2 separate regions of the Homo sapiens genome follow, and region 1 is linked to region 2. The links are chromatin loops, found by intact Hi-C in ENCODE. Cell type or tissue: ovary. All regions are shown on one strand.

Region 1 (5,000 bases), 76 kb after region 2:
ATTTACAATTAGAAAGTACAGTTATGGTAGTCCACAAAGTTTTCTTTTGTACTTTTGTTATCATGAATTTTTAAAAGGCTGAGTCAAATTAAATCCTTCCTTCCTTAATGAGCCAGAATTTTATTACTGACATTATCAAAATCCAGAAGCTGTGAGTAAGCCCCACTTTTATCTCAGAAAAGTGACACTAGTCAGCTAAGAATTTACTGAAAGTTATAGGGTGCTGTATAAAATAAGAGCACTAGTAAATAAGAAATGAATGAATAAGTCAAACAAATATCATAAAATTGTAATTAGGATTAAGTTGTACCATGCCGTCTCTTCCATAAAAGTTACAATCCACTGGCCTCAAAACAATAAGGATGGTGAGGGGACATAAATTTCTATTACTTAGTTGCCTCTATTTCATAAGTTTCTTTTTTTCCCATGACTTTATTAGAAATTGGTCTTCTTAAAAGCTGACAAAGTATTCAACATGCTTAGAACTTTATAATAGAGCTCCACGTTAAAAAGCATGTATTTCATGTAATGCTAAGCCCTTACTTGGGTCCCTATTGTCAAAAACATCCATAAAAATTTAAAATAATTTAATGCTTTGCCAAGCTTCAGGAAGAACAATTACTGAAAAAGTCATGAGAAAATCAAATATTAAAGGTGCATTTCTCCAAGTTCTTTGGAGCTAAACATTTGGATGTAAATTATACCCCTCCTCTAAGATGTATTCCTGTGAGATTTGAAAAACAGATGGTCCTATCCCTATCACTTTTGGCCATTTCCATTGGTAAGCATGGTCAGAAGGATACGGTTTACCCTACACCAGTGTTCTAGGGTCAATCTCACACTTTGTGGGAACTGGGGAGGAGGGCGGGTGGACGGAGAGGGAGAGAAAGAGAGAGAGAGGCAGAGAGACAGACAGACATATGGACAGCAGCAAAGGCTGTGGCTGAATTCTGCATTGTTGGTATAGTCACTGCCTCATGGGCATAAGGAATCAACAGAGACAGCTTCTCCATCCCTGGGTTACATTTATGGAAGCCTATTTCTGAATTCAATACTTCCAATGGTGGGCTCCTGATTCCCCGCTGGGACAGAGGTAGTAGCCTCCTAGTTTGGTCAGCTATTTCTGCTATTCTAGAAGTCACTGCTGAAAGTTTTGCTAAAGCCCATTCTTCCAGGCTTTCCAGTAATTGTATAAGCTTGTAATTACTTTTGTTAAATCTGTTTTTGCTCAAGATATCTAAAATGGGTTCTTCGTTTGAATAGAACCCTGACCAACATAGGGTTCCTGCTTATCTTGTTAGTTGTGACTAGGGCAAGCCATGGGTTAATGGACTATCCCTCTGTAAGGCCTATAGGCAGAGAAGCTTCCGAGGTTGGGAGTTCTAAGGCACAGCAATTCAAGAGATACGATCTCTATCCTCTTGCAGGTTAAAATCCAACTAAGAATGTAAAGTTAGTTCATATGAAAAGACTGAGAATAACATACTAAATACTAATTTAAATCACAGATTATATATTTGCAGAGAATACTGTAGGAGTTCAACATTGAAGGAACAATAAAAATCTACAAAAAAATCACTAGAATATAAGACTTAATATATCTATGTTCAGGCCTTAAAAAATGACAGACAGTATTTTCACAGTCAAGGAACCTGGAAATATAATCCCCCCTCCTCCAAAAGATGTGTAAAAGCATGATCTCTTGACTGGATAGTGAGGAATCCAGTATGAACAGAGTGCAAATTGGGAAATGATAATAAATACATTTGGAAATAGAGAAGACACTAGAAGCGGGGCAGTGAAATTAGAAGTGTGCCATCAGACTGTAGCAGAGTTTCCCAACTTCAGCACTATTGACATTTGGGGCCAGATAATTCTTTCTTGGGGTGGGGCTGGGAGAGAGTGATGGGGTCATGCTGTGTAATGCAGGACACTTTAGCAGGGTCCCTGGACTCAACCGACAGGATGCAAGTAGCACCCACTGCTCAAAACAAAATGTCTCTAGACGTTACCAAATATTCCAGGGGGGACAAAACCACTGGACCATAGGCTGAAAGTCATAGCATGCGAAGAGTCACTGGACTTAAGAAAGATGAGACAAGAAAAATAATTTCAGAAACAATGATAATTATCTAATTCAGTGATGTATACAGAGAGGGGGCTGCAAACACATCAGTGAAGAGGCCAGGCACCTGCTATGGTGACTGGAGTGCACAAGCACCCCATCCAAGGAGAGGACTTCTCAGAGTCAGCCAGCTGTTGTTGCCATACGGGAAGGAAAACCCAGGGTTTCCAGGCCTTCTTTTCCTTTTTTCTCCTCCAAAACAAGAAAGATTCTGATTTTTAAGTAAAATTTCCTGAAACATAGAACTTAATTTGAGGCTTTTGAAAAACAATATTTAGGCTAGATTTGACCCTGAAGCTACCAGAGTCCTGCAGTGTAGACTAAGGTAAGTGACAGCTTGGAAGGTGTTTAGGAAGATAAATTTATGGATCCGGATCAAACAAACCAACTATAAAAAGACATACTTGAGAAAAAGAGGCAAAGGTGAATTTGGATAGGTATTAAATAACATTAAGGAATCACTGTTGAATGCAATAACAATATTAAGATCATGTTAAAAATAATCTTTACCCGTTTCAAATATCTAATAGATATCTAATTATTTATACAGGCAGGCAGGCAGGCAGGCACGCACACACACACACACACACACACACACACACTTTTCACTACAGATGAAACAAACAAAAAAAGACAGAGACAAAATAATGAGCAAAGCACTATACCTAAATACGAAGAATAAATCAGAGGAATGAGAAAAAAATGACTTCAAAGTTTTGAAGTTCAAAGTTAGAGGTCTCTAGTCTCCTTGTATAGTGAGCGCCCTCTGGCTATATCAAGAAAGCAAACACTCCTCTGTACTGTTTCTGCATTTACCCTAGTATTTTAAAAACATCATCCTCAAATTCTTTGTAATACACTTAATCATAATAAAAGAGGAAATAACACAACTCTCCAATAATTCAAAGCACAACAGACTTGTACCTCAATTTATCAGAAATACCAAGTGATATAAAACACATCCATGGTTGCATAATATTACAACATCTATATTTCTGAATCTCTGCTGATTACTGAAGTAACCAGCTGACTTCCTGAAACCAAATAAAAAACAAATTCAGCACTATACACTGTCTCAGTGTATATGTTGCAAGAGGGTCCATGCACACTGGACCATAGGCTGAAAGTCATAGCATGCAAAGAATGGCTGGGATATTCCATTTGTTACGGTTAATATGAAATGCTACAACCACAATAAGCATAATCCACAGAAATAAATCCCAAGGATGAAACTACCCAAACCAAATTTCTGTTCAGGGAAGAATTCAGTGTCACATTTTACATAAGCATAATTTCCCTTGCCAGCACTCAGCAGTGGCTTCTAGTTCAGATTTTTCTGAATTAATTGTGAACTCATTCAAGTCACATATTTTGTAATTTTGTACCACACTTAAAAGCAACTTCCCTTCCTCTATTTCACTGACCCTCTCACTCCCATCACCTCTTCAAACTGAATAGGACTCTTTTTCGAAAGAAGTTTCTACAAACCAAATATGCTTTTAAACTAATTTAAGTGTGGGATATTCTGAGAATTATTAAGAAAAATTCATGTCTTGCATCAATAAAGAATTTAAATCTGGTTATAGAAAATCAGATATAATTATCAATTATAGTTATTTTTTAAGTTTGTGTCTATGGTTCAAAAGTAGACTTCTTAGTTTATCTTTTATCTCAACATGAAAAAAAAATCTCACTTATCCACTCTGCCATAACCCATGGAGCTGACAGTACTGGTGTAACACAGCCATTCAGTGAGAAGGAGCCCGGTTTTTTAGGATATTTACTTGCTGTTTAAAATGTAATACTTCATTTTTTAAAAAAATATGTTTATGCTTGAGGAACATAAAATATCAAGTGATATTAATAAGATAAAAGTTTATCATTTTAATAAACCAAATTTTTCTTCAACCTAATATACTGTACAAAAGACTCAGCTACTGGTATTTATTTGCTTATTCAATAAATAACAGTTAATTTCCAAAACCAACACCCAGGCTAAATACTTCTGTTAATATTTGCTAATCTTACACGTAAAAAACAACTGTATAAGTAACTATATATGTTTTTAAAATTAAGTCACACTCTTTCCCTTCCAGTTGTTCTGCTTGAACTGCTTCCTTCAATTTACATAAAATCCACCTGGAAACAGTAGGAAAAATAGCCAGAAAAAAAAGCAGTGCACACCACCATCTTCTCCAAGGATTAAGTCTCAGAGTGTACCACTCACTAGATATGCTCCATTCTAAAGATGCAAACACATGTAGAACAAATGCTGCTGTGACAATGACCTAGCAAGATATCAAAGAAGTCCAGATTAAAATGTATTCATACTTTCTATTCCTTTCTTAAGGCTCAACAATAACCTCCATGGCTAGTAAACACAAATGTGTACATACACATATACACATATACGTATGCACATAAATACTTTGCTCCCACAAACTGATTTCGTTTTTATTTGCCATGTTTTCAGTTCACTAAATGCAATCATATTTTAAAGATAATTAATGAATCCAAAAGTTGAATCTAGGTATTCTGATGACTATTTATGTAACAAGTTAGAAAAGGGTCCCCAATTTTTAAGTAGCACATACCATAAAACTTCGTTTTAACTTCTACGTAGCCATTAAAAAAAAAATGAGATCATGTTTTTTGCGAGAACATGGATGGAGCTGGAGGCTATTATCCTTAGCAAACTAACACAGGAACAGAAATCCAAATACCGAATATTCTCACTTATATGTGGAAGCTAAATGATGAGAACTCATAAACACAAAGAAAGGAACAACAGATACTGGGCTCAACTTAAGGGTGACAGTGAGAGGAGACAGAGGAGCAAAGAAGATAACTACTGAGTACTGGGCTTAATACCTGG
Region 2 (5,000 bases):
GGAAATTATGCCAGGAAGATAAAAAAGCAAATAACCCTCCCCCCAAAAAAAGAATAAGGAGCGAGACAAAGGGCAAAACGGAAGAAGCAAGGCTCAACAACTTTGTTTTCCTGATATAAAATTCAAGTACTTAAAAAGTTTTTTAAAAAATAATTAAATGCACTACTCATCTCAATGAAATTTTTCGTTTTCCTATTTTCTAGAACTTTCTAAAAAAGGAAACAAAGCAAAAACAACAACAAAAAAAACCTGTTTGACTTAAGGACACTTGCTGATCTTGACACTTGATAATACTTTAAGAAATGGAAAGGTTTTCCTAAATCTAATACCTGCTTAATATAATCCACTTTGGAAGATTCATCTGAAAGAAACATAGGGTTTGATTTTTAATACTAATATAAAATAATCTGCCTTCCAATCAAAACAAAAATGTTTTCAACTGTATACGCTCCTCGGTTGTGTTTTGTACCATTTTCTTGAGGAAAACGTTGTGTAATTCTTTGTGTGTTCCCTTAGTAACTACTGTAAATAAGACCTGCATAGGTGTTCAGAAAAATACTTAGTTGCATACAAATCCAGTTAGAATCTGATTTTCAAGGTTTTACAACATGGTAATTTTCATTTATATCCATTTTGTCTACATTTCCTCTATATTTTGATAAATAAAAATCTTCCCATGCTTTTTTTAAATAAGAAAATATTATTAGTCTTGTTATTTGTACCTAAATATTTTATCAATTTGAAACACAAATTCATAAATTGTCATTATTCTCAGAGGCAACAAAGCATAGAAATAAATATTTAAGTTTTTTCTTTCTTTTCTTCTTCAATCTGTGTTTTAAGGCTCAGAGCAGACATTAAGAAATATCAAACAATTTTTTATAAAAAGTTTTTCAAATGTTTGGCCCAAAGTGAAGTTGTTCTGTTGATGTTATTTAAATATTCCTCTCATCTTCTCAGCCACAACTTCAAAGACGTGTTCATGCCAGTCATTCATCCAAAATAAATTTCAATTCAATGAAAAGTAAATAACTTAGGGATCTATAAATGACACTGCAATGTATCTTGTTCCATTTTTAACAGGAAGTCCTTCATGCAAATGTGTGAGTCTCCCAGGATGCATGAAGCTCCAGCCTTTTCGTGGTGACTCAATAGAGCAATTGTACCTTAGAAATTTGCAACCACCTCCCTAAAAAAGTTAAAATGAAGAAATACATCAGATTATATTTAACCAGTGGCAAAATTCAAATTATGTCATTTGAGCAAAATTTAAAAAAGAAACTAAGGCCTAAGGCAAAGTCCTTTTCATAATGATATATTTCTTTTGAAAAATCTAAAAACACAAGAGTCATAATTACCTGAAAGTCTTCTCCCACGTTATTAAGTGCAATGTTTATGGTAAATGTAGAAGCATCATGATGAGGACGAAGAGAACGCTGTCGTTCAGGGGAGTATTTTACTACAAAATTCAGTAGTGCAAATCCCTGAAAAAGCAAAGTAAGCCAGTGGATTTGCTTATTAATAAAAACATTAAAAAGAACACCTGTGTAAAAATGGGTAAGAAATAGGCTGGAGGGGTGAGAGGATAACTACCTTCGTATAATAGCCTGCAAAGACCTTCAGTGTAACTGGTGCAATGAACTCCCGGATAAAATGAAGCCATACATTCTCCAGATCAACTTGCTTCATGTGGATATCATCAGTTGGGACATTTTCATAACCACCAGATATACGGCTATCCTAGAAACAACATTAATGACATAATAAGCTGTACTCCACGTGCAATTCCCATTTATATTATAGTATTTTTTTTCAACCACAGATCATAATAGACAATAAAAATAACAGTTGTTCCAATGTGGTATATCATCTGCTTTAACTGTAAAATTATCAAAATAACTTAGGTAACAGCTTTGTCAATGATACAATGACGAAACAAAGTAATGTAAGGTCAGTAGACTCCTTTCCTACTTCTTAAATGTATATGTGAAGTTTAGCTATAAAGTAAATAAAATTGACTTCCTAAGCCCTCACATCCTTTCTTAAAAATGAGTCTTTTTTTACAGTGACCCTTTAGGCAGTCTCAGCTGCTTGATGAGCATACACTTAGCATATCTGCTGTCTGTATTACCAAACACTAAAAACAAGCTTTCCCCGCCCTTCCTCACTTCTATTTGTAACACTCAAAAGTTTTTGAATGATTGCTTTTCATTATTTCATCACCCACTAACTTAAGTTCTTCCTTATACTTTAAGCTTCCCTCTCCCTTATCAGCTCATTACCTGGGGGACATAACCGTGCAGAGGCAGTAATATTCCAGAGTATTCTGCTAAAATGGCATGTCTGTTCTCAGAGGGAAAGAAACACATCTAACCACTGGCAGTAGTATTTCCTGCCAAGTCTTTGACACTGAATGCAAATGCAAAACTGAATTACACCTAAGGCACTCAGATCCCTCCTTCCTATCTTTACACACAAAAACAGTTTTCAGAGCCAGATAACATTTGCCTTAGAATTTTCACCACAGCTCACTGTGAAAACGCAAGGAATAAAAAGTGGCCTTGGAAAAGAGTGACATCACTCTGTAAAGACATGTGTTACCTAACAAACTCTGGCCTGAGGACATCGACCCTTAGGGAACATCCAGTGTAATTACATGCATAAATGAGAAACCCGCCCAAACTAATGAAATTACTTAAGTGTTAAAAAAATTGGTTGGTGGGAGAAGTAGACTGAAATCAGAGCCTTGGCTAGCCAATTTATCTAAGTCTAGAACTCAGAGACATATGAGAAAAAGTATATAACCCCTCCGAATTCTCTGAGTATCTACTTAACCCCCACATACATTTTAGTTCTTAGTGTGAAATTACAACTTACATGATGTTTTCCCCCAGACCATTTGCCGTAATGTTCCATTTCTTCTACCAATTCATCACAGGCTTTTTCAGAAAATATGGGGAACCAAAAGACATCTGGACAGGGCTATAAAATATGCATCATCGTTAGAAGACATAATAACTTCTGTGTCTTAATAGTCTAAAATAGTTATTTTAATATGTGTAAAATAAAAAATCCTGTATGACTAGGAAACATAGTTTTCTGTCATGGTTTATTGACAGTATTTTTTTTCTCATGGTACATAAATAATGGTGCACCTCAGAATTGATGACATCTTACATTCTCAAAAATTAGGTATTAACAATAGTTTTGAACACTAAGCTAAAAGAGAATTCATGTTTCAAAGATGTCTCTGAGAAAAGACTCTTCCAGAAAGACAGCCCAGTTTCTTCCAAAGATAAGCTTTCACTGCAAGAGTTCTACATCAGAGATCTGTCAACAGTTTCTATTTTTAGTGGTTTCAGAAAGCTATGACACATAGGAGCATGCTTTTTAAAAAGGCATGCTTTTAAAATGTTAATTTCTATGTTCTACATTTTACAACTGTATGTTCCTTAATGCTATTTAATCAGTAATTGAATCAAATAAATTTTACCTAAAAGGTAGTTTCTCCACTTTCACATCTTCTGTGAAAGTAGTATTAATAATATTTCTTCTGGAAAATAACAGCAAAATTTTCTATACTTTGTAATCATTAATACAAACCTGTTCAACTATATTTTCAGTGAAAATCTTTGAATAATCACGGTTTATATACTTTTCCTTCCAGTCCTATAAAAAGAAGTACATATTAAAACAAATATCTTTATAAATACTTCACTGAAAAGTATAAAGCATATGCATTTTAGAAATTATTCAACTTATAAATGATTATGTATAGTGGACAAAATAGTAATTTTCAGAAATCACAGTATATAGCCTAATCTTTGCCTGGTTCTGAATATGCTTATGTCATTCTATGAAATACAAAATTTTTATTTATGAAATATTGTACCTCAGGATTTTAAAACTTAAGTAATCTTACAGTGAATAGATTTACACATTTTACAGATGCTCCTTGACTCACGATGGGGTTATGTCCCAATAAACCCGTGGGAGGTTAAAAACACACAGTACCCCGATAAATCCAACATAAAGCTGAAAATTCCTAAGTAAAGCCACCGTAAGTTGGGGACCATCAGTATTTTAATATATACACAGAGTAGGTAAATAAAGGTGTGCTTAAAGGTAAAAGACAAGGAGCAAAATTCTACCAACAAGTATTTGTAAAAATGAATTAGTGAACTAATTAACTAGGGTCTGTCTTATATGTCTATAGTAAATTACTCTAAATTTGATTTTTTAAATGAGTTTTTAAAATTTCTGCCTTCACTTCAGTTATTAATATTTATCAAGGAATAATCATGAGTTTACTAGCACTTGCACTTCTTTCAGTTACTAAAATTAAGGGTTAGGGCTCTATATTAAAAAATGGTTTCTCTTTATTCTAATCCATGAATTTGATTCTTTTTGACCAATCTCTGGCATAAAATCCACACACAAAGATATCTCAACTTTTTTCAACAAAAGCTAAAGAATTATTTTATTGGGACAAGTTCTTTATTCAAATATGGATATTTACTAAAATATTATTAATACATGGAGTAATATAAATATCCAAAAAGATATCTTCTGAAATTTAGAATATTTCTAGAAATTATTAATTTTCTCTTTACAAAGTGCAAATACAGAGAGCCAGCAGGGAGGAAGTGAGACACAGACTCAAAATAATTCCAATCAAAAGATGTTTTAAAAGATATTTGCCTTAAATACATCTTTTGAGGCTAGATTTTAGGGGCTGAATATTTATACCATAATTTATGTCACTGGTTTTGCATATCTGTTTATATGTAACTCAAACATTTTTTATGTGGAGGAAACAAAGGTATCTTCAAAATTTTAATAAATTTCATGTTTATATAGTATATATGGATCAGATTTCTATATTATCTCATTATTCCCTCTAATATTAATTAGCTTTCTGATTCTAAAATGTGGCAAGAAATTGAATAATCATCCATAAGATTTAAGAACTTTTACCTATAGCATTTTTCCTGTGCATC

What was found. A loop is a pair of places that touch in the nucleus more often than their neighbours do. Peaks named below come from ENCODE experiments on the same cell type or tissue, not always from the same donor. Only the 100,000 strongest peaks of a DNase experiment are listed, where the experiment ranks them.
Region 1: it touches region 2 in a loop (6-fold over the local background); 7 of 110 quality-filtered maps call a loop at or near these places.

Annotation. Positions count from the first base shown.
Region 1 is chr3:146,145,643-146,150,642 of GRCh38, forward strand. The region is part of intron 1 of PLOD2 (procollagen-lysine,2-oxoglutarate 5-dioxygenase 2); the gene reads right to left. Among named protein-coding and RNA genes, the nearest start is that of PLOD2, 13 kb to the right of the region's middle. In ovary, a CTCF peak has its summit at 2,886; no DNase peak of the experiment used is centred here; H3K27ac peaks cover 882 bases.
Region 2 is chr3:146,069,684-146,074,683 of GRCh38, forward strand. PLOD2 (procollagen-lysine,2-oxoglutarate 5-dioxygenase 2) reads right to left here. Exons shown (of 20, transcript NM_182943.3): 16 at 3,604-3,669; 17 at 2,878-2,982; 18 at 1,594-1,740; 19 at 1,359-1,484; 20 at 1-1,189. The coding sequence ends at 1,034. Among named protein-coding and RNA genes, the nearest start is that of LNCSRLR, 3.0 kb to the left of the region's middle. In ovary, no CTCF peak of the experiment used is centred here; no DNase peak of the experiment used is centred here.